3 separate regions of the Mus musculus genome follow, and regions 2 and 3 are each linked to region 1. Evidence: chromatin loops called from intact Hi-C (ENCODE). Cell type or tissue: heart. All regions are shown on one strand. Links, peaks and the distances in the headings refer to the core of each region. The heading gives the core; the rest is flanking DNA.

The links. Hi-C counts contacts between places; a loop is a spot of excess contacts. Peaks named below come from ENCODE experiments on the same cell type or tissue, not always from the same donor. Only the 100,000 strongest peaks of a DNase experiment are listed, where the experiment ranks them.
Region 2: a loop joins it to region 1, with 12 times the contacts of the local background. A loop is called at or near these places in 15 of 42 quality-filtered maps.
Region 3: it touches region 1 in a loop (18-fold over the local background); 14 of 42 quality-filtered maps call a loop at or near these places.

Annotation. Positions count from the first base shown.
Region 1 is chr5:20,698,029-20,706,249 of GRCm38, reverse strand. Magi2 (membrane associated guanylate kinase, WW and PDZ domain containing 2) reads right to left here. Exons shown (of 23, transcript NM_001170746.1): 23 at 1,459-4,180. The coding sequence ends at 4,124. Among named protein-coding and RNA genes, the nearest start is that of Gm52763, 21 kb to the right of the region's middle. In heart, for the core only: CTCF peaks have their summits at 3,014 and 4,640; a DNase peak (open chromatin) is centred at 4,109; H3K4me3 peaks cover 1,816 bases; H3K27ac peaks cover 1,409 bases.
Region 2 is chr5:19,517,240-19,525,460 of GRCm38, reverse strand. All of the region lies in intron 1 of Magi2 (membrane associated guanylate kinase, WW and PDZ domain containing 2), which reads right to left. Among named protein-coding and RNA genes, the nearest start is that of Gm25335, 5.8 kb to the right of the region's middle. In heart, for the core only: a CTCF peak has its summit at 3,153; no DNase peak of the experiment used is centred there.
Region 3 is chr5:20,466,057-20,474,277 of GRCm38, reverse strand. It overlaps Magi2 (membrane associated guanylate kinase, WW and PDZ domain containing 2), which reads right to left. Exons shown (of 23, transcript NM_001170746.1): 10 at 8,064-8,221. Among named protein-coding and RNA genes, the nearest start is that of Gm52764, 73 kb to the left of the region's middle. In heart, for the core only: a CTCF peak has its summit at 3,663 (motif pointing left); no DNase peak of the experiment used is centred there.

The sequences.
Region 1 (8,221 bases), core at 1,655-6,654:
AGTTTTATAGGCACCCTCTGGGACTATGTTGTCAGAAGTCTGTTCAATCTAGAATCCTGCTACTAGTAGGGATACCATTTGGTTATTTTGCTGTGAGTTTGTCTTAAACAACAACGAAAACAAAACCAAAAAAAAAAAAAACAAAAAACAAAAAAAAAAAAAAAACCAACCAAACAAAACAAGACAAAAAACTAAACAAGGGTGGAAAAAATATAAATTGGGATATGAACTTACACACTCAGGGAAACTTACTAAGAATATAAACTTCCAAATAATAATCAGATCCACACAAGCATCAGCCAACTGGACTGAATTTCAGCAAACCTGCCCTGCTGCGGGAATGGTGGGCTGGCTTCCGGTGGAGCCTGCCCTGCTGTGGGGATGGTGGGCTGGCTTCTGGTGGAGAGCCTTGTGCTAGCCAAAGTTTCAGAAGCTTTTCCAGGTGAGCCACAGGACTCCCTGCCTGGGGTCTGCAGGAGACATTGCTTCCATCCAAGCTTCCCTGCCTCGGCTTCGGCTGGTGTTGGTGCAAATTGGTAGGCTGGAGGCAGCTGCAGCCTGCAGGTGGCTTGTCAGAGTAGCGCTTGAGCCTTCTTGTTCACTGGTTCTTAAAAATGTAAATTAACCATGTTAACCTTAAAAACAAGACAAAACTGCACCATCTCAAATAGTGCTTGATTTCCTACTTCCTGCCCCTCTTCTCTGAAACTGATGTGTGAGCTTTTTAATATAGTAAATAGTATTGAAATGAAAGATTGGCAGGTTAGGAATTTTAGGTCTCTCATTGGTGTAATGTGGAAAAGTCCTTGCAGCACCAGTTGAGAACTGTTCTCTTGGATCACAAACTCCATGACACTCCCAGGTGCAACTTGCTCCTCTGCAAGGTAAAACCTACAATCAGCCACTGGTTTTGGATTTAAATACTGCTGCTATGTATGTTGTTGATACTGTAACTTTTTCCATAAGAGGGTTTAAGGTATCAATGTAGTAAACAGCAGAAACACACAGCCAAGTCGTGATTTAAGCAAAAGATAGTCCTAACTGGATAGTTTCAGTTTACTTGAGTTAAAAACAAACAAAACCCAAATCCTCAAACCAAAACAGTTTTTCTGTGTATTGCCAGGGCATCCAGACTCAAATCTCAAAGAAGTTCTATTTCAGTCATTAAACTTATACTTTAGACATTTCAGGGGCGGGGGGAGCAGCTTTAAAAAGCCAAGGGAGGTGACAGTGGGGCGAGGCAGGAAGTGGTGGCACCGTGCCTTTAATCCCAGTACTGGGAGGCAGAGGATCTCTGTGAGTTTGAAGCCAGCCTGGTCTACAGATTGAGTTTCTGGACAGCCAGGGCTACACAGAGAAAACATGTTTTGAAAAACAAAACAATCAAACCAAACCAAAATAATAATAATAATAATACCCCTATTCCTTACTAAATTAAAATTAACACACAGTTTATATAGCTGGAAAAAGAAAAGATTTTTGGATATATATTTTATTTGACAGTGTTTTAGAATATCATACAGTAAACAAGATTTCTGTAAAAGTTAATTTATCCATAGTGGTGCGTTTCATAAAAATAGTTGCTCACTTACAGTCTTTCTGTGACTATTAATACATGGAATTATATTTATAGAGATACAGCTGTACAGGGTAAATTCACAGCTAACACTACACAGAAATATTATTTGGAATGAGATTTAGATGATGTGCTGTCTTCACGGGTTATGGATTACAGCCGCATAAAGCAATTGCTGCACGGGTAGTAGCTGTGAAGTGTGCAAATTAGAGTTTATGCAAGGGTGATCTCCACGGTTGTCCTTCTGAAGCCTATGGAACGTAAAGGTCAGAGGACACAGTACCAGGACGTACGTGCAGCTACACTACAGAGCATGGTCCAAACCCAGAGTCAATAAATTAATGGCAAACTATACTGGATTTCTAGTCCAGGGGAAAAAGACAAATTGAGATTAAACCGAAAGTATAAACCGCTACACGTGTTTGTGCTTTGTTTATGATGAATGTGTTTCATTTTGGAAATTACTTTTACAAGCTGCAATACCCTTCACTTGAGGCTTCTGACCATATTTGCTTGTGGAACAACTATCTTTATGTACGATGGAAATTAAACTAGGTAGTGTCCAGAGAGTGGGAAGACTCATTGAGACAGCAGTTACATGTGACCTGGCGTGATGGACCCGGCTTCCCTCTTACTCAACAAGTACTTGTGTAAGGAGCAGAATATCTGAAGAGTTGAAGCCTCAGTTATACAAAACATATTCATGACAAAATGCCTTCAGACATTTTGTCTTTAAATATGTGCAGCTACAATAAATACCAATGGATAGCTGACTAATGTTAACGTTTGACAGTTTTTACTGCAGGGACAATCGCTGACCTGCGATGGTAACCCGGGGACATAAAGGTGCATCTATAGATTGTTAGTGTAACAAAAAGCATTAGCAAATTGGAGGCGAAAAGCTACAGGTGGAAACAAAAAGGAGATCAAATAAGGAAAGCAGAAAGGAATGCCAAAGGACTTATGTTCTTTAATGAAAATAAATTAGTTATCATAATGCTTTCAATATTAGAGATTCTAATTTGAGAAATATAGGACAAATACTTTGTCAAAGTGCAAATGAAGAGCTTTAAAATAAGACAATCAAATAGGTAAAATAGAAGATTGCTAACAGAGCAGCTACGTATCTCTGAGTGCCTGGGATGACAGGAAGCCTTTTCAGGAAGGAACTGCAGCGTTGTCAATCTCGATTAAACAGATTATGGTCTTTTGATTATCAAACTCATTATTTTAGAGGCAACCAATTAGGATCTACGAGCTAACCTGCAAAATTCTGACTTACGGCAAACTGCTCCCTAGGATACAATTTTTAAAACCTTTTTTCCCTACTACTGAAAATGTACAGAAATGTGACTTGACCACAGAAATGGCAGTAAAAAAGGCATCACACCAATGAATTCACTAGGTTTCTAACTCATCCTGCAGTAGGCAGGGGACGCTGCTGCTAATACCGTTGGTGGATGCTGAAGGGGGAGCCATGGAAACGTAGCATGGGAGAACAGTTCTGGATGTTTCAAAGAAACCCTTTATCCCCTGTCTAGATATGTCAAGAACGATTTATTTACAACACTTTAGATCAATTAAAAGATATAATCTTGTCTCAGTTTCCGCTTGCTCCGTGCAGTTTGATTTTTTTTTAAGGCGATATTCCAGTTTGTGATTGCTCTGAACTTGTCCAGTTTCTTGATATAAAGTTTGGATGACATCCAAATCCTTCATGCAGTGGGGGGAACTTTTTTCTTTTTCTCTTTTTGAATCTAAAGCTACACTGCACTGTCTCTCTGTGATGTTTGCGTGATTTTGGTTCTTCCGTAGCTGCCAAAGCTCCCACCATGGAACCGGGGGCTTTAGGATCAGTTTAGGTCTGCCTGCGCGCACACCGTGCCGTGCCGCCTACGCGCGTCGCACGCCGGCGCTCCCGGGCTTCGGCGCCTCGTATAGATCTATGCGTGTGACAGTGGAAATAAATTAAAACGCCGTGAGACGGAACCCAGGAAGATCGGCCTGCGTGGAGGCGGGCGGGGGCCCCTCGCCTTGGGGCTCATCTGCCCGCGGCCGAGGCGCCAGGCTGCAGGGCGCCCGGCAGCTTGTCGGAGCCCGGCACCTTCCAGGGCCCCGGCGCCATCGTCGCCTTGCGCGCTGGGCCGCCCCCCGTGGGCCGCGCTGCGGGTCGGGCCCCCGAGCGCACACCCACCTTGGCCTCGGCCTCCCGCGCGCCCGCGGCCCCGAGGCCCTCACGCCGGCCGCGCAGCGCCTCCTTCCCGTCGGCCGCCTCCGAGGCGGGCCTGCCGGCCTCGGGCCGCCCCTGGCCGCCGGGCACCTCCTCCAGCCTGGGCCGCGCACTGCGCTGCGGGCTCGCCGAGCGCTCCCTCTGCTCCCCCAGGCGCTGCTTCTTCTGGCCGCCGGCCGAAAGCTCCTTTGGTTTCCTAACGTCGTGTTCCCTTTGGATATCCCAAGTTGGGTCTGGGCCTATCTGGTGGGAAGGGTCGGAGGGTGGGGCTGGATGTGATGGAGAGAATGGAGAGAGGATGTCTTCGAGGGAGACGCCTACTTCCGGCAGGCCTGGGGCGGCGGCAGCGGCAGCACTCCAGGCGTGGGGTTCGTCTGTGGACAGGAAGCACAGGCGTTAGGGCGCGCCGCGTCCCCGCGCTCCAGCTAACTCCCCCACCCCCATGCCGGGGACCCGGGCTGGCAGCCAGGCGGCTGCTCTCAAGGGCCCCGCCACATCCCTCAACTGCCCAGAGGGCAGCCAGCCGCACCCCGGGGTTCCGTCCCCCACCCGTCCCGGGCAGCCATCGCTCAAGAGTTCAAGGCACAGCTCGGGCCTAATCCCTTTGCCTCAGTCTGCTCTTAATTTCTGGGGTCACGCCTAGCATGGCCACTGACTTGGCAATAAATCACCGGTTCTCAGACCTCACTGTGGAAATACAAGTTGCCCAGCGACCCAGCCCAGCAGGTCCCAGCAGTATAGAGACCAGGTGCTCCTCTGTTTTTAGCAGGCCTTCTGCGATTCTTGGGATGGATCTGAGTCCTCCTCAAAGGAGTTGGGTGTGTGATTTTCTCAGCCGTTAGGTGTCGCTCAAAGCATAGTTCTCAGCAATTGCCTAATAACCTTGGGATTTGGATTGATTCATCTGAAAACTATCATTGCTTTCTTGCCCGAAAAGAAAATCATTGTCTTTGATTTTTTTTTTTTTTTTTTTTTGTAGTTTTAACATGGATGGCTCCTAGACTAAGATAAACGGGACTGATTCTAGAAAGCCTAGCTTTAAGGCCATTGAGGATTTACTCTGTTGCCTTCCAAGCAACTATGTTGACTTTCCAAAAAAGTATATATAACATAAAACAAAACACTGGCCGGAAACCAAGTAGGGGGCAGATGTGTTGGATTCAGTGAGTTAGTTATGACCACCAGCAATAACATTTCCCTGGAATTTTCTTACCCCAAGGCAAAATCAAGCAGGGAAATTCAATACAGGAACCCTTGATATTTGTGAGGAAAATGTCTCATGACCTTTGAAAAGATCTTAAGTTTTATAATTCTCAGAATGTTATTTTCTCTAAGGAATTAGTATATGAGTGGGACACAAAGAAGCCACATTTATATTGAGTTCTGGGTGGCTGTTGATTCTTTTCCACTAGTAGGTGGTAAGGTTAGTGATCTTGAGTCCGCCCAGCTCATGAATACCAGGAGCCTGCTTTGTTTTAAAGTTGAGATGTGTATATGGTACTTCTTCTGATGGTGACTTAGACGAGGACAGGAAGAGGACAGTGGAGTTGCTCTCTTCCCCAACAGTTCTGGCCACCTTTAAACTATCAGAGTAGTTGCACACACTTTGTCCTTTGCTGTGAGATCTGAATAGGTCACTCTGAGTACAGCCTTATCTTCCTTCTCTCCATAAACTGATGTCCATGAATCTTTTCAGTTTGGAAACCAAGTATCCTTGGTTACCTTCGGAATAATCTGGAATTAGTCGATGTGTTCAGTGGAAACCCCTACTGTGGGCTACAGTTAAAAATCAGACTAGCATTTGATAGAAAGCAGCAACTTGCCAGTGTAGGAAAATATGCCTGAAACAGTTAAACACGAATTCTAAAGACCTGGGGGGGTTAGTGCCCAGGACCATGGTGATGACAGTTTGCATGTTAATAGCTCGTACTCCCACCATTATATCACATATGGCCGAGGCAATGAGCTGGCCTGAAATCACTTCTGAGACACAGGGAGAGGGTAAGTAGCTTGACCAAAATTATTGAATGAGCACCCTAGAGTAACATTTGGGTTTCTTTACCCATTTTACTGAGTGAGAAAATTGTCCCAGCCTATTGACATGCAAATAAGATTAAATCAAGTGACACAGACCTTAGTGGCCATCCTGCCTAAAGGCGACCGGCCCCATCTCCCAACAGAGCACTTAGCATTTGTTCCTCAGAACCACGTAAGGTATTGAACAGGAGAGTTCTGGTCAGACCATGAGAAAGATTAACTCACACATGGAGGTAGCTGCCCTTGGCTTGGCCTGGGATCGTCTCTGAAGCCTTATTCTTTGTCCTTCTCCTCTTTCCTATCTCCAATCACTCTTTATGATAAGCTAGAAGATGGGCTTATCTACAAATGCAAGTCTTACTATAAAAAGATTTTTTTCAAGGGATTTTAATAGGCAATCAAATACTTAACTGAAGGAGAAAGGAAAAGTTTTTGTGTTCTACCCCACTGAACCCAGTGGTGCTTTAGTGTCAGCTCCAGAGGATACCTCTGTGTATTCACCTTCATATACCACGGCTGAGTATTTCCATAAACAGGCTGGACTCAGAGCTTTATGCCACCTAGCCTCCTGTTCTCCGACCTCATCAGGGATTTAGTCTTAGGAGTTTTTCTTCGCCATAGCATTTCCTGGGTGTTCTCTTACTTGTAAAGCTCTATGGAAAGTGTTCCTGTTGAGCTCCGTCCTCCCCAGTGGCTCTACCCCAGTCCCTCCATCTGCCTTCTTGATATCTCTCCTTGAAAAGTGCACTGTCACCTTCCGATGTCTCAACTAAACACCAGGAACCTTCCCTCCAAGCTACTCTCCATGCCTCCTCGGTGTCTCTCCTTGATGGATGGTATTGTCATCACATGGTGTCACCCTAGGTCCCCGACTTTCTTGAATCTCACAAATACAAGGCATCGGTTTAGTTCTGGCTTCAGACATGCATAGGCTCTATGCACATACACTTGACATAGCTAAGGTAGGAGCGAGACTATAAAAGTTCTAAATTCTAAAACCAATTTAAGCACTGTTCAGAGAAGTATAGAAATGGTGAGCTACTACCTGTCTGTACAAGGGATTGCTTGGCATAAGGCAGCCACCAGGTGGAGGGACATTGTTTTAGATGGAGGAGCTGCAGAAATCACTGTCACCTGAGCTGCTGCCATAAGCCCCTCTTTGCTTCCATGCTTGAGTTCCGCCAGAGGGCCTCCACATAACAGAATCTTTGATAAACAAGTTCTCGCCTAAACCTTCAGTGGGTTTTCACTGCTTTTAGATAGAAACTCATCATGATTCGCTGGTCTACAAGAGCCTGCTGCAGGATCTGGGTCCTGACAGTCTCACCAGCTTTGTCTCCACTCACCCCCTGCTCTTTCACCCAAGTTGTTCTCTGCTCAGTTCTTCAGTTACAGGGATCTCACTCTGGGATGCTGCTGTCAGCTGCTCTGCTCACTGCTGAAGGCACTCCTAGCTGCTCACATAAGGAAGCAAGTCTCCTACACCCTTCCTGTCTCTTGAGTTTTATTCCAAAGAATTCCGATATATAGTAAGCAGGACTCTTCAATGGTATCCTGTTTTATATCCTCATAGTCACTATGAGGATATATGGAGGTCCTTATGCCTTTTTGCTATTTACTTGATTAACATCAGTCTAAAATACTAGTTGTATGCTTCACAAAGACAATGACCACACTGGTCTTGTTTATCATAGTGGACTTAAAAAAACAGGACAGTATTTGAAACAAAAAGTGAGTGCTTGATGAATATTTGACAAGTGAATGAAAATCTGTTCCAGAAATAGAAATGGAAGAAGGCCTGATACCACTTCAAGGCAGAAGATTCACATTTAAAATCTAGTCTCTCAGAAGTGAGTGTGTGTCTGTGACCTGTGTCTGTTTTTGAGAGGAAAGATGGTAGTGACTTGAGATTGTCAGAAAATAGGTCTGGAGAGGGGAGGAGAGTGATGCAGAAAGAGGGAAGGAAGCAACAGAGAGGATGATGGAAACGGATCAGGAGAGAGAGGAGCAGACAGAAGCAGAGTCAGTTCCCTTCAAGTTTTGCAGACGTCCTTTCCTCATTAATGTTGTGGATGGGCCGGGTGCTGTGTGTATGCTGATGCTAATTCCGTTCTTCTGGGAGGGGATGGGGACAAGGAGTGAGTCTTACTCAGGTGACTTCCTGTGAACCAATCCCTAATGAATAAAGGAGCCAATCACTGGGCAAGTAGGTGGGACTCCTGGGTTGGCCGAGGAAGAGAGGAAGCAGGAGAGAGTTAGGTCTTCTTTTTTTTTTTTTGGCCGGGGAGAGTATGAGGACAAGATGTAGCTATGAGTGTCTCTCGGTTTCAATGGCAGATCCATCAGGATTCACCACTGGAGGATTTAGATTTAATAAG
Region 2 (8,221 bases), core at 1,270-6,269, 1.2 Mb after region 1:
CAGTTGGCTATAGAGCCTCAGGATTTCCTTTACAGTCCATGCTGCAGTTTTAAACTCATTTCATCTTACACAGATCTTATGTAGGCAACCACAGCTATTGTAGTTCATATATATTATGTAGAGAGGACATCATTTCATAGCATTTGTCCCATTTTATTGCCCTTACATTCTTTCCATCTCCCCCCGCCCCTTGTCCTTGATGTGGTTGGGAAAGCTGTTGTAAGATGTCCCATCCATGACTGAGCATGCAGAGTCCATTATTTTTAGCATATTGAACAACAATATGTCTCTGCATTAACCAACACAAGAAGTGTCTTTGACCAATGTTGCATGCAACATAAATCTATGGATATAAATATAAATATGTAGAAGAGTATTTAACAACATGAACTTTTAGGAGACCAATATTAATAGGTTCTCTTCTCAGGTATAGAACTTACAACCATGAGTTTTGACTATTTTTTATAGTAATTAATATGAATTCTTCTCTATGGAACAGACCTCAAACCTAATCAAGTCAGATCAGTCTTCTAGCAGTTCAGGGCCAGTGTTGGATAAGACCATTCATGTCTTTTCTCCTCTAGCTACCTGAAGAGTATACATTCTTGCATACAAAATATGGCCAACATGGGTCACTTACTTCCTCATAAATACAAGACTGATTTTTTTTTTGTCCTGCAGCCAAAGTTTGTGGTAGTCTTTTGCAATAGTCTTATCATTTAGTTATGGGGGAAACCAAAGCCATGATAGTAGTATTATTTCATATCAAGTAAAGGTACATATATAAATGTCTATGTATGTCATATGTATTTTAGATTATAATATAGATATGCTTCTTTACTACAAGCTATAATAAAACATTGAATTTCAGTGAATTATATGTGGTTAAGGTAATGAGTTAACTGTATTCTACCTTTCTGGTGAACAAGATGACACAGTAAACTGTTTCAAAAATTAAAAAAAAAAATCACTTTAGCAAACTTGCATGCATATGCCAGCTTTGAAAGTATAGTTGAAGTTTTGAAAGGTTAATCACAAAGAACAGGTATTGCTTACTTGAATTCTCACCACTCAGGTCTATAGTTTAGAAACTGTTAAAGAATGAAGGAACCTGGCAAACAGGGATATGCCAGTGCAACACAGTATCCTCAACCATGAGAGGCAAGAACCTTAATGCACAGACAGGACTTACATACCAATTTTAAATGTACTGATTCTATAACTATAGATCAATCCTTGCAGAGCAGAGACATGGAATTGGATTGAAGTGTTTACATTCACAACAAAACAACAGACAACAATGAAGTCATCTTTTTCTTATCAAATTTTGTAAGAGATGATGATAGAGATAGAAATGTTATTGGCGGTGATGTAAATTGATATGTATCATTTGATTCTCTTGTTCAGCAATGTGTCCAGGATCTAAAATGTTATTTTTTTGACCCAGTTATTCCATTTTATACAATTTCTCCAAACAGGAATCGTTTGAAATATGCACCCTAGTTCAGCTATTCTTATTATTTCTTATAATGATGCTAATTATATGCTCTGCACGCTCTTAAGTAGAGCAACCTGCAGTAAATGCATGTTGTCATTTGAATACATTTTAATGGAAGAGGAAAAAAAAACTCAGTCTAAAACCAAAATAAGCTAAATCAAGACTTTCTACTTTTAAGTAGGGAAAGATGATTGGAAGAAAGTCAGAAAACAGTGATTTTTCTTAGACATGGCAGAGAGTGTGGTTAATTTAAGTTTTCGTCTTTATATTTCTCCATTTGTCCACATCCTTTCAATAAGTGAATAATCTTTCTCTAACACAACAGCTCCATTTACTTTGAAACCATCTCAACTCCCTGCTGCCCTTCTGATCCTGCCATACTGTGGTTCTCCTAAAGGAGGAGATTAGGATGGCTTCAAATTCACACATTCCTTTGTTTTCCTTATCTAAATTGGGTCTCTGAAAAATGAAAGCCTGGAGGTGTTGTAAACTGTTCATTTAAGTACAATTAAGCAATCCCCCACTCAAGTCTCTTTTGTGTTTGGCTGTTTTTTCTTTATGTAAACCTAGGAGGTAGAATTCATCTCTAGTGTTTTCATTCATCTCCTGCCTCACCTACTGAGAACCAGAATTTGCAGGAGCTATCAAATCTGCTAAGACAATAGCTTCCTATTAAACACGAATTAATAAGTTAATCCTGTAGAAGATAACAAATCTTGCAACATAACTGCAAATGTTATCATCCCTTCAGCTTCAGCATAAGGAGTGCTGACTACTTTATATCACAAATGAATGTAATGGACACAAAGGAGTTGCAGTCCAACATCCCTTTAAAGAACTGGGGTGTTAGCAAAGACTGTAATCTTGCCCAGGGTCTCACCTGGTCTTGAAACAGCCCATACCAAGTGATAGACTCAGATGGGAAAAAATAAAGTCTTTCTCTTTGCAGGCTGATGTAGGAGAGCACCCTGAAAGGCCACCTTTTGGGGTTGGGTCTGCACAGCAATTAGAGCTTTCCTTCTGATGTGGCATTGGCTCATACCTTCTTTTCTACAAATCTTGACCTTGGAGACCATTGGAAATAAATCTCATGCCAGGTAAACACAGAGAACAAACCTAACGTGAAACACTGAATCGGTAATCTAGATACAGGTGAGCTGGTGGTCTAATTAATTTTTTAATGTCATAAGTAATGAATAAAAATGTAGAATTAGAGATAGTTATAATAATGGGAAACACCCAAATCATTACCTTAAAGCATTATAGGCTCTGTAACTACGTTATTGGTTATCATTATTAAAGGCCATTAATTTATACAATTGTATAATATACTGTAGTCCATATCCATGAGAATTTGAATATAATTAAACTTGAAATATTTTTGTGAGAATCTATTCTAAACAGAAACACCTTTTTTTTTTTTTTTTTTTTTTTTTCTGTTGCAAGCTCTTTAAGAATTTCACCATTAGTGATCTGAGGCAAGCAGCTGACTCTGGCCCTTGCTCTGATCCTCCTGTGGCAAACAAGACCATGCAAGGTTAGCAAACTGAACCTTGACACTGACACTTCTCACAGTGTTTAAAGTGTTGTAGAAACAGCAGTTAAGAACTGCTAAATCAACCTGCTGGTCTTTGAACTGAAGCTCTTTGCTGCCCTCTGTAGACAAGTCAATGTGAAAATGGCAAGGTCCTTAACACAGAAACCATTAATTTTATTCAGTTATGATACATTTGTTCTGAAATATTTAACTAAACAATGGACCAAACAGAGGATCTCTTAGTCAACAAGGACTTAGAAATTCTTTTCTGAGATCTTAATTTTATCACGTTAATAAATTCCCATATTTTAAAATCATTGCACCAAAATAAGCTACATATTTGAATACACTGGGAATGTAAAAATATAGCAAACACATATGTGCACACGTGTGTGACCTGAAGAATCAGCAGTTTTAATTTTTTGAGTTTTTAATTATTGTATGTATTTTAACCATGTTTCCAGAGTAAAATACTCTAGACATTAATATGGACAGAACATTTTGTAATAAAATGAAGAAAATCTAGGAAACAAATCAGAAATAAACAAATGGTATGCCAAGTGTGATATCACAGGTGCTTATTACTTGTAATACTTAGAGGAATGCATATCAAACCACCATAAAATACAATCTCACCCTAATCCAAATGGCTGTTATTAAAAAGAACAAACAACAATAATGTCCATAACATTTTGAAGAGTGAACAACTGCTTCACACTGCTGATGGGAATGTACACTAGGAAAGCTTTAAGGTAATCAGCTAAAAACATAACTGCTAGCTGATAAAAAAAAAAAAAGTCCCCATCACCGAGCATTTATATAGAGAAGGGAATCAGGATGCCAGAGAAATAGCTCCGTCTCTGCATTTATTGTAGCAGAATTCACAAAAGCAATGAGATGGAAACAATGTAAATGTTCATCAATTAGTGAATACTTAAGGAAAAGATCTTCCATCTACTGCAATGCAAAACTACTGAGCCATAAAACAAATGGAATCTTTCCTTTGCAGCAGCATGGGTGCAAGGTGGAAGACGTCACCTTAAGTGAGACAAGTAAGAGGCCAGAAGTCACGAATGCTGTGGCTCTGACCAGGTGTGGAAGGCTATGTAAGTTGGTAAGAAGATGCAGTGTAGAAAAGTGGTGATCAGACACTGAGAAAGGAGAAAAGGTAAGTGAACACACAGATTTTGTTTATGATGGATATTAGCTAGGTGACGGATGGTATATATCAGAATAATATATTTATCTGTTTTTAATGATGCTTCATTTTAAATATCAAATACCCAAAAACATAGTTTGTAGGAACTTAATTGCAAAGACATAAATATTTGAAGTGATAGACTTGTCATGATCCTGATGTGATCACTACATAGAGCATGCTTGTATTGTACTGTAACCCGTAAATATTAATAGCCATGTGTCAAATCAAATGTAAAAATCTTCAAGAGTCTTATAACTTATAGAAGAAATATTCTGTGACTAAAAACAAAAGCTAGTGGTCATAGTCTCACTTAAGAGTCTTCCTTGCCTTTGATAAGATGCTCATGTCTGCTTCCTTGTTGCCATCTAGGAAAAGAATAACTCCATATTGCAATTGAGAAATCTCTGTGGACCCTGCAAAGCTATAGGTATGGTGGGAAGGATGGAGGAATCATAATATAATAATGGCAGCTAAGAGCTGAGTGCTTACCCTGTGCAATCCATGGTACACATACTTCACGTAAGTTACCATTCGATCTTGCTAAACATTGCAAGCTCTTTGAATTTGTCAATCTTGCCATTTTGTTGAGAATGGCATTCTCTGAAATTTGATCAGAATGTATCTATTTCTACAAGTAAGGAAGGTCTACATTTTATTTTAAAGAGAAAAAGCTTGTCTATATCTCATACTAGTTATCTCAGTGAGATGATTTTATTCTTAGGCAAGTTGCCTGCACTTTAAACTTATTGTGTCTGTTTTTTTAAAGAACATGTGACCAGGAACATTTCCCAGGAGAGAATTAATTGGTAATTATTTCTCCCAAATATGAGAGTGCCTTCTATTACTTTGTCAAAATGATGTTACACCACTTTGCAAAAAATTGATTCCTGAAAGTCTTTTATTCTTGACTTTCATTAATGCTACTAAGTCTCTCTGTTCTTTTTTTCCTTTTTAAATTTATTTATTTATTTATTTATTTATTTATTTATTTATTTATTTATTATCTGTAAGTACACTATAGCTGTCTTCAGACACTCCAGAAGAGGGCGTCAGATCTTATTACAGATGGTTGTGAGCCACCATGTGGTTGCTGAGATTTGAACTCAGGACCTTTAGAAGAGCAGTCTGCACTCTTAACAGCTGAGCCATCTCACCAGCCCCTCTCTGTTCTAAATACAATTCTTTTTTAGATATGTATTGGTTAAAGGGAACTCACTTGGTCTCAACTTTATGTGCTGATTTATTCTGAGATGCGACACTTAGTAAATACTCATTTTCAGTTAGTGAAAGCAGATGAGTGATGCTGATGGGATAGAAAGTTAAGCTAAACAGACAGAAGAGCCACATAGGTATCAGAGATTTCCAATTGTTTTGGTCAATGAAAATTGGAAAATAGGTTTTGCTGAATGTGAAAAATACAAAACATCTAAATGAAGATAGATTTGGTATGCTTAAAAGAAGACTATTTCATAATGTTGTCAAATCTCACACAGTATCACTGACACCATTCTTTGCTAAAATCATCATCTAACTGCAAATCTTTTGGATGTGTTACATTTAAGTGATCACAGACTTATTCTGATCCCTGCTCTCCTCTACACCCACCGTCAGCAAAGACAGAGTTCATTCCCTCTCTGTGTGGTTTAGGTCCAGGGTATCATTTAGGGACAGATTTGCAATACTGTTTGATCTTTTCCTCTGCCCAATCTTTTATTCTATTCTGAAAATATTAAACCACAGAAGCAAGCGAAAGCACCTTCATAGTGTGACAGAAATGTCCAGAAAGTTAATCACTTTGTAAAGTGTTAAATATCAAGCAGTTCATATGCACGTATTTTAAACATTTGTTTTTTAAACTTTTGTGTGGAAGAAGATATACTTGAATATTTGTGCCTGATCAAAGTTAACTTAAAGGAAGCAACGTGGAGGGGGAAACTTTGATTTAGTTTATATTAAGGTTGAAATTTATAATAAGCTAGCTAGTTTGTTGGTAAATCTTAAAGGGTTTATGCATAGAAATATATGTATACATGTTTTGCAGAAAGAAATCCGTGAGTCCTGAGTGGCTACCTTTTCTCCCTTCCTGAGTCAGGACACTGTCTTATTTGGACCCTTGATGTCTACTTCTCCACAGAGTGTTATCTTAGTATCTGTAGCTATTAGGACACAGGCATCTCCTCAGTACTTGGTGATGGCCTAATTGTTTAGTTTTATGGAGTTTCATTAGTTTACTCCTTGATCAGTGAGTACTAGAATTATTTTCTCAGGAAAGTCTCTCTATGTGATTTCATTTAAGTATTTGGTAAAAATTTAAATATTTTGCCAAATGTCTAAATGAAATTAAGAGATAGAGATTTCAAAAGACTATGCATATTTTGAAAATCTCAGTCAGAATCCCACCTAGGGAGTAGAGACACCCAAAATCTGGATACTGGAGATTCTGATTGTCAGGGGCACATTAATGGTTAATGGCTTTCCCATTCAGGAAATTTCCCTGCCTCCCAGGATAGCTTTTCCTATGGATCAGCCTCTGGCCAACATCTGTGTGAGGAAGGATCTAAAAGGTCCAAGCCTGTGTTTTCTACCGAGACAACTGTTGGCTGTGCAGGGCGCAGGCTTCATTATATGTTTCAGAATTTTGGGGCAGATTCATCTCTACTCTCAGTTCTGCTTGTGTGGGCAGCTCCCTGCCATTCTCAGTTCCCTATGGCTGTTTTCCAAGAGCACATTCCCTAACATTTCTAGAGGACGTGCTCTCTCTCATATTAAAGCTTCAGAGTGGGCCATTTACATCCAGGTGATTAAATAGATTTAGTCTGAAGTAAGCAAGACTGAGGTTGACCTGATTACAGAGTTGGTGATTTTAGTCAGCATTTTAAACGTGTTGATATTTTGATCTTATTTTTGAAAACACATGTGTTATTTTGTTATTTTAGTTTAGTCTTTCATTGTGTGTTACTGAGGATTAATTTATTCAATGAAACTCAGCATTCTAGTGAACAGGTAAACCATGACTGGTACTATCATGTAACAATAATAGTCACAAAGTCCAAAAGGCTTACATTACACACACACACACACACACACACACACACACACACACACACACACAGAGGGATGACAAATTTCTTTGTGTGTTCTTGTCAAACAATGTATACACATTTCTTATGTCTTGGCACTTTTTATGGTTTTAGGGATTGAACCTGGGACCTTTTGCATACTAGCCAAGCACTCTGCCACTGAGCCATACTTCCAGCCCTCCACATTTTAAAAATTGTGATTCTAAGCATATTTTCTTTTTTTTTTTATTAGATATCTTCTTTATATACATTTCAAATGCCATCCCAAAAGTTCCCTATACCCTCACTCCACCCTGCTCCCCTACCCACCCACTCCTGCTTCTTGGCCCTGGCATTCCCCTGTATTGGAGCATATAAAGCTTGAAATACCAAGGGGCCTCTCTTCCCAGTGACTAAGCTTATTTTCAAAGCATATATTTTTAGAATATTTTTCCCACTCTGCAGTAGCATTTTAATTTTCTTAAGAATGCTTTCAAAGGAGTCTCACATTATTTCTAAAAACAAACAAACAAACAAACAAAAGAGAACAAACAAGAAAACTAAAATATTTTACCTGCCTGATTTCTGTAGCACTATTCAAGGTACAGGCAAGATAGAAGAAATTCCTGTGATTGCTGAAGGATGAGTTAATACATAAGTTGGCATGTAAAGACACTCTAGCACTACCTATACCTTTAAAAGAAGGGTTATTTTGTGTTTTGTAACAAGAGGGATAACCTTGGAGCACAGAATCTTATGCTAAGTAAGCCAGGTGCAACAGAACATTTAGTTGTAGAATATAAAGAAGGTAAACACCCCCAAGGAGAGAGAGAGGGGACAGTGTTTACCAGAGATAGGAGGTGAGAGAAGGGGAAACAGAAAGACACAAGCTAAAGAGCACCAGGGTTCAGTAAGCAGGGATAAGT
Region 3 (8,221 bases), core at 1,270-6,269, 230 kb after region 1:
GTGTGTGTGTGTGTGTGTGTGTATGTGTAAACAAAGCAAAAGAACATCAAAATTGCTCAAATAATTATTTGTGTGGCATGAACGTATGTTTCCAAAGTCTAGGGAATAGAATGTAAAAGACAGGGCTGAAACTATATAAAAATCTTATCCCAAAGAAAATCATGAGAAATCAATGATGAAAACATTCAGGGATGCTTGAAAAAAAAAAAAAGAACAATTCTAATAAAAATTGCAAGGAAAAATAAACCATCTTGAGCAGAATGAGAATGGAAAATGTGGTATTTCAAAATTTATGGAGCTCGGCTAAAGAAATGCTCAGAGTCAATTTATAGCCGGGATGCTCTTATTATAAAGAGAAAAATAGAGTCCGTGGTCTGAGGACATACCTCACCAAGATATACGGGAAAGTAAATCAACACAAGGTTGGGAAATGAGATGGCAAGACCCACCGGCAAAGATACTCAAGCAAAACCCACAGGAAAACAGAATCAATCTACCCAAAAGTGATTCTTAAGCATTCTGTAACAGTGGTTTCCAAATACTGACAAATTCAAATACTTCCATGAATGGTAAAATGCCAAAAAGATATAAAGATTATCTGACTAGTTTGTAAAGAAATAGGAAATTTGAGCGGATCTACGTGGGAAAAAAAAAAGTTGTTTTATCAATGCTTAAGAAAGAAAACATAGACAAACTCTTTTTGAGAAGAGATTGAGTGGGACACTTTCCAGCTCATTTTATAAGTTATTATTCTAACAAAGACAAAGGAAATCACAAGGAAAGGCAAAGCATGCACCATCCATCCCCAACAAAAGTACAAGCGAGCAACCAGCAGTGTTTAAAGAACAACAGACCATGGTCAAGTGTTGTAGTGCCAGGAATACAAAATTAGACATCTACGTCATATTATACCAACTTACTGTATTTACAGACTAAAGGCTGAGAACCATACACTCATTTCACTATGTGCAGGACTGAAAGTATAACGTAAAAACAAAATTCTAGGCCTTTAGGCCCAGGCTTGGGAATGTGACCTCTGTGACTTAATGCTCCAAGGTATGCTAATCATAAAACTGATAGCGACATTCCTCCACCCACCTGCTTCCTGGGTTCAAAGAGTGTTCATTCAAAGAAAGTCACCCTGACCATTGCCGCCGCTATGCAAATATGCTATTGTTAGAGGCTCTTAGAAACTGTCTTGAGAGATAACCTGCACAATTACCAGGTATTCCTTGTGACACTTGTGACTTTGCACTTCCTTGGGACTCTTAACTGGTATCTGGTATTTTCCAACAACGCCCTCCCCACTTCCTTGAGTTGTGGTTTCTTCCTTTAAATACCCCCTTACCTAGCTACTTGGGGCACCACGGTCCTCTACCCCTGCGTGGTGTATGACTGTGGGCCCCAGAGTGCTCTTGAATAAAAAAATCCTCTTGCAGTTTGCAGCAAGACTGTTTCTTGTGAGTGATTTGGGGTGTCGCCTCTCCTGAGTCAGAACGTGGGGGAGTCCTCACATTGTGGGTCTTTCAGGACAAGTATGCGAGAAGGCTGAACCCATATCAAACTAACAACAGATGGGACTTCTCAACTTGATAAGGGGCGTCTAAAATCCCTCTACCTAATATCATACTAAAGAGTACAAGACTGATGCTTCCCCCTAAACCCAGTAACAGCAACAAAAAGGGACATCTGCTGATAAGACATCTGTTTAACATCACACTTGAAAAGGTAGCTAGTTAGCTTTAACCAAAAACTTTAAGTTGTCTAGAGTCATAGGGCAGAAGAGCCCTAGACATGCCTGGGGTTAGGGGGTTACTTTGTTAACTAACTGATGGGGGAGGGCCCAGCCAACTGTGGGTAGTATCAACTTACACTTAGGGAGCTGGTATAAGTTGGCCTGCCATTCAGCTGGCAAGCATTACTTCTGATGATTCCTGCTATACTTCTTTGGCTGTGAAGTTTCCCTTGGTGGAAAGTAATGCTATGAGGGAATAGGAGACAGGCATGCCTTTAAGTTCCTGCCTTACTTCTCTCAGTGATAGAATGTGATGTAGAACTGTGAGCTGAAATAAACCATTTCGTTCCCTAAGCTGCTCTTGATCAGAGTGTTTTCTCACAGCATGGGAATGAAAATAAAAGTGTAAGTCAAGGAAAAGATACCAGGGCCATACAAATGTAGAAAAAGGAAAGAAGAACAACTTGCTAGACAATATAATTATATAGACCACATTACAGAATGATGAAAAATCAGATATGCTTACATATATTGGCCATAAATAATTTGAAAATGACATTAAGAAAACAGTTATTAAGAGTACTGGCTGCTTTTGAAGAAGATCTTGGTTCGATTCCCAGCACCAGCATGGCAGATCACAACTGTGCATGTCTCTAGTTCTAGGGCATCTGATGCCCTCTTCTTACTCCCTAGGTATCAAGAATGAGCATGAGGCACAGAAGACATACATGAGAGCAAAACACTCACAACATAAAATAAATCTAAAATAATAAAATAGAGTAGGGAGACCCTCAACAAAAGAAGTCCATGGTCTGTACATAGAAGACCATGACCTTGCTGAGAGAACCTGGAGGAGACTTAAGCAAGTATGGAGATATGTCAGAGTTGGGGTTTAGAAGTTCAGTTTTCAGTTGGAAAGCTGTTCTGTAGTACCATGATCTCAGCAGGTCTTTTATTAAACAGAGGAAGTACAAAGCCTTAGGAAGCAGGAGTTGAAGAAGCAGCCTGCCTCCATCTTAGGCTTAAGCGGCCGTTTTATAGTAACAACAAATTAGGTTCATTCCTACTTATGATTAAATCTGTTTCTCAAGGATTGGGCTGTGCCTCACCTGTAACCATAACCACCGAATGGTTCTGTATTGCCTGGCAATCATGTCTTTGTTTTAAAAGTTGTTTATAACAACCTTGCAATCCTATCTTTGGTTCTAAAGGTTATGTGACCATGTATGACTGACTATCTTGTTATGACTGCCTGTTATGTTTACATTGTGTTTTTTTGTTTTGTTTTGTTTTGTTTTGTTTTGTTTTTGAGATAGGTTTTTCTCTCTATAGACTTGGCTATACAGAGGTCTGTGGGATATAAAACCATGCCGGGGAGCTTGGTAAGGTAGAGCAGGTTGAGACTCGGAGACTCGGTGGTCACAAACCTGAGGCTTAGGTGACTCCCAGCTCTCTGCCAGACTCCTGACTTGGAGTGCCATGTTCCTCACATAAAACAAACATGCCCCATGGTCACATAGGCCCAAAACAGAGTTCTCCATGCTAATGAGGTACCTAGAGGACTGGAGGGCTTAGCCAATAAGCTTCCCTTTCTAGACATTCCTCTCTGCAAAAGGTATTTAATCTTACCCTGAGAAGTGGGATATGGTTTTGCACATCTGACTCTTTTCATCAAGATCCTCTGTGGGGAGCCATGAAGAAGGCCTTCAGCTACAGAGTGGCAGCCTAGTCTCCTGCAGAGGCCTTTTTCTGCAGGGCCCCTAACTATGTTCTCTGCTCTTCTGTGACTCCCAGTGGTGCCTGGATGGCCAAGGGCCTGAGAACTCCACCACCCAGCCACCTCACCCCAGACAGCTCTGGCTTTCCCACCCTGGAGCCATGCCTAAGCACTTCCCCACAGCCCTGCACCCCCTGGTGGCAGTGTGGTGTTAGTACAGCAAGCACAGTCCACCTCCCCAAGAGGCCATGCCCAATGGCAGGGTGGATGTGGGCCTAGAGTGATCTTTCTCTGCCCATTTTTGGAATTAACAGAGTACCAAGTCACAGATGGAACATCTACATCACACTTCCTGAGCCTCAAGGCCAGGGAACATTTCAAAAGGAGGGATGGAAAGATTTTAAGAACCAGAGGTTGGAGAGGATCCAAGCAAAATAGTGTCTTCTGGACAGGACAATTGCTCTCATGAACTCAGAGCACCTGTGATTGCCTACATGAGAAGTGCACAAAACCAAGCCGGTCAACATTCTGGGATGAAAGGGTTAGGGGCTCAGGAGCCTTCAATCCTAACGGATGAGCTATTGACAGTGGATGGCTTCTTGAGAGGGAGAGCCACTTTCCTTTAAGGCACCTAAGGCCACTCATGCTCAAGTGGATGGCACTACACCCAGGCATGTATGGGTGACACTAATTTGATCTTGAGGGTTATTAAAAGTTGGAGGGGGAATGAAGTTGGAATAGAGAGGGGAGGTAGGGTGGGTCTGGGAGAAGTTTCTATTTCTATGCAAATGAAAGGTCCAGGAAGAGCCAAAACAATTTTGTACAGGAGGAGAATTTGGAGGACTCACACCGATTTCAAGATTTAACACAAAGCTACTGTAATCTAGAAAGTCTTACATTAACATAAGAATATGCGTGCAGACTGGGGGGACTGAGTAGAGGATTTGGAAACAAACATCACAAAAGCCAAGGCCAGTCAATAACAAAGAACAGGTTTTGTGGTTTTCGCCAGCAAACAGTGCTAGAACAATTGTCTATATTTGTGCAAAAAATAAAATGAATTTAAGTCCACAATTCTACATAAGAATTAACTTTAAATTGGTTTATATATAGGCACTACGTATAGGCGCTAAAGCTTTAGAATTCCTAGAAGAAAACATGGGAAAAACTTTGTGATTTTTAGGTTAAGCAAAGATGTGACAGGAAATGACCCATGCTAAAATGAGCCTGGTCCACTTAAATTCACCCACTCTAGACCTCCTGTGCTTCTGCATCAAAGACACCAAGAAGACGATGGATAGATAAGCCATGAACCTGAGGGAAGCATTTGTAAATCATCTGTCTTAAAAACACAGCTCAGATTTGTATATGCAATGAGCTTTTGTAACTTAGGATGACAAAGAGAGCTGTTAGCTGTGACAGAGACTCACCTAGCAAGCATCAGGCTCAATTCTCAGTAAAAGAAAAAAAAAAAAGGAAGGAAAAGTGATAAATAGTTCAATATAGAACTGGGAAAATACTTGATGGCACATAAGAGTTTATGAATGCCGATAAGCACATAAGAACATGAAAAGAATAGAGAAATGAAAGTTAAACCCGTGGAAAAGTCTCAGTAAGTACACTACCAATAAAGCGACTGCGCTGAAGACTACTAAACCAGAAGACTGGAGAAACCCTGGGCAGAAACTGGGACTCAGACAGTGCTAAGGGAATATAAAAACTAGCCATGCTTGAAAGCCATTTAGACAATTTATTAATAGCCTAAATATATTTTTAATATAACCATTTCTGGGCATCTACTCCCCAAAATGAGAACATCGGCACAAGAAACAGTTGAAGCCAAAAGTTCATAAATATATTATTCATAAATGCCCAGAGATGAAAACGACTCAAATAACTACCCATAGTGAGTAGATTAATGAAAGGCCCTGTGAGTACTAAAGGGTAGTAAGAGAAACCAGCTTTTCATCCGTGTATATCTGTTAGGTGATTCTCAATAGCATTATGCTAAATAAAACGCTATGTGATGTTAGTCATAAAAATATTATTGAAAGGTGGAACTATTTAGAGAAGCAGATTAGTTGTTCTTTGTGGCTGACGGTAGGAGAGGAGAGGGTGACAAGCAGATCCGGGGAGCTTGGGGTGAAGGATGCTCTAAGAGGGATGGTGCTCATTATGCAACTACACCATGTCTGGAGAACATAATGAACTATATACCTGCAGTTGACAAATGATATGTATATAAATGACACCACATGATACATGTCTAACCAGTTAAATATAGCCTTCTAACCAAGACATTTTAAAGTAAGACACACATGCATGATGTGATTCCGTCCATATTAGAGCATATGTTTTATATATGTGCCAAACAGTCGGCATACTTTCTATAGGTACACATACAAACCCCTCTATGAAAGAGTGGAAGGATAGGTAGGGTAGAAATTTTTTTGTTGTGTGCTTTTGGAATTAGTTACCAAAAAAATAAATAAATAAAAAATAAAAAAATCAACTACCTGAATCATTGCTTTATAAACAAAGGCTCTAACAAAAAGGACAATCAGCCATGGTCCTGAAATGAGGAGGTCTTTGCTCATCAGAATGAGGCCATAAGCCAAAACCAGATAACCAACATGAAGGTCATCGCTCAAACACGGGGGTGGGGGGGTGGGGGGGGAGTGGGTGGGTCGGGGGGGTGGGGTGGGGTGGTGGTGGTGTAGCGGGACACTCCTGCTACCTTCAGAGGGGAGTGGCCGCTGTAGGAATTCTGGGAACCTCTAAATGTTTCTAGCAAGGATGTCCAGATTCCACAGTTCTGTACTTGGAAGAAAGCAAAGGCTTCACCCACCCCCAAACAAACAAAGAGCAGCAGACAGAAGTCTCATGGCTAGGGCTCTAAGTGAGTGATCAGAGAGGCTATGGAAGGGGAGGAGGGAGAGCATGTGCGCGCACACACACAGTAGAATGCTTCCAGAAAGGCACACATTACAGTAATAGCAAGGATTTCAAAGCATTTTCCTGATAAGTCACAATTTAAAAGAAGCCATTTTATATATAAGAAAATGTTTAAATATCTTTCTGTGAGCCAAACAATGGCTACAATACAGCAATTTTCAGTTATACCACTTAATATTAGAAATATTGTCCAAAATTTGAGTTTTCAATTGAACATTAGCAATACTCGTCTGTTTAAATTAGAAACATTTCTATTAATCTTAAACAAGCTATGCAAGAAGTCAAAATATGCTGTCAATAGTTAATTACCAAAACTCATGTGCTATTTTATAACAATGCCCCAAGAAGGAGAAATGTGTGATTATTTTGTTATCCTATTAATTTTCCCTTGGTAATGGGAACTTGGTATAGTGTTGCTCACAAATGCATAGTATTTGGTGAATCAACAATGTATTATTTCCCTGAAGGGAAAAAAGCTGCAGAGAGGGCTACATAAATCATAAATGGTACTTCTTTCAGCTCTGACTTCTTTTACTCGCATTTAAAAATCACAGGCTTCCCATGCTGTTTTGAGAGCTTTGAATAGGAGATCACGTATGTGAACCACACAGGTGTTTTGTGCGTGACTGCCCCACGGTATTGCTTCTCCTGCTTCTCTGATGAAGCTTTAGGGCCTGTTTAGAGTCAGCAGACAAGTACTGAGTGATACACCTGCCCTGAGCCACTCAAGATAGTAAGAATGTTACCATGAGTTGACATGACATTGCAACCCTGCTGTGACAATCATATAGCTGAGAATCAAGGACTTCAAGTCCTAAGCCCTGTTAACAGGTCGGGAAGGGAATTGGGTGTCGGTCTGCGCCATGTCCTTAATATCAACAGAGACATATGGAAGGGCCCTTAGTTTTACTCCATTCATTTTCTTACAAAGGCTAGAGAAGAGAGTGATGAGGACGGAAGCGCCCAGCATTCTCTTAAATTGGGTTCCGCTTTCTTCTTGGAGCTCCCAGTCTGGACCCCGTTCCATCACTTTCTACCTGGTTCATGGCAGACACAGTTATCCACAGTGGTGGATACTTGTGTCCCATTTTAGTGGAACCCATACTTACTTATTTTTCTGGAATCAGCTCTCAGTGGTCCTTAACAGGATTATCAGAACACTTGTATTTGTAGGAGCTGACTGGCCTCCCCTCTGCTGGCCTGGAACCCCACATACAACTTTTAGTATTGCTTTCTCTAGAAAGCAGGCTTCTCAGTCAATCAACAGGCACAGGCTGAGATCTGCACAACTGACCTTTGTGACAAAACATAACATGTCCATAGCTGGAGCTTATTCTTTATATTACAAATCCATATTGTTTTGTTAGTAAGCCTGAAAGTACTACTATCATAGTGTTTAATGTAAGTAAGGTAAAGGGAGCATTGCAAATACTCACCAATCTGGATCCTAAATTCACATTTGTCTTTCTGCCTCTATTATTATTATTATTATTATTATTATTATTATTATTATTATTACTACTACTACTACTACTATTATTATTATTATTATGGCATGATTTTATGCCAGCCTATAGAAAACTTCACTTGAACAATATTCTAAAAAATTCTTCTAATCTACTCACACATTGTGCTTCACATCTGTGTTCATCTTACCTCCTCGATGGATGATTAAAGAAGTCTCACTTCCAACGGGGCAGTCCTTAAGTATATCCACTACTTCTGTATGGCTCAGGTTCTGTACATTCTGTTGGTTGATCTCAACAATGAGGTCTCCTTCACACAGCCCAGGGCATCCCTGAATGTCAAGGATT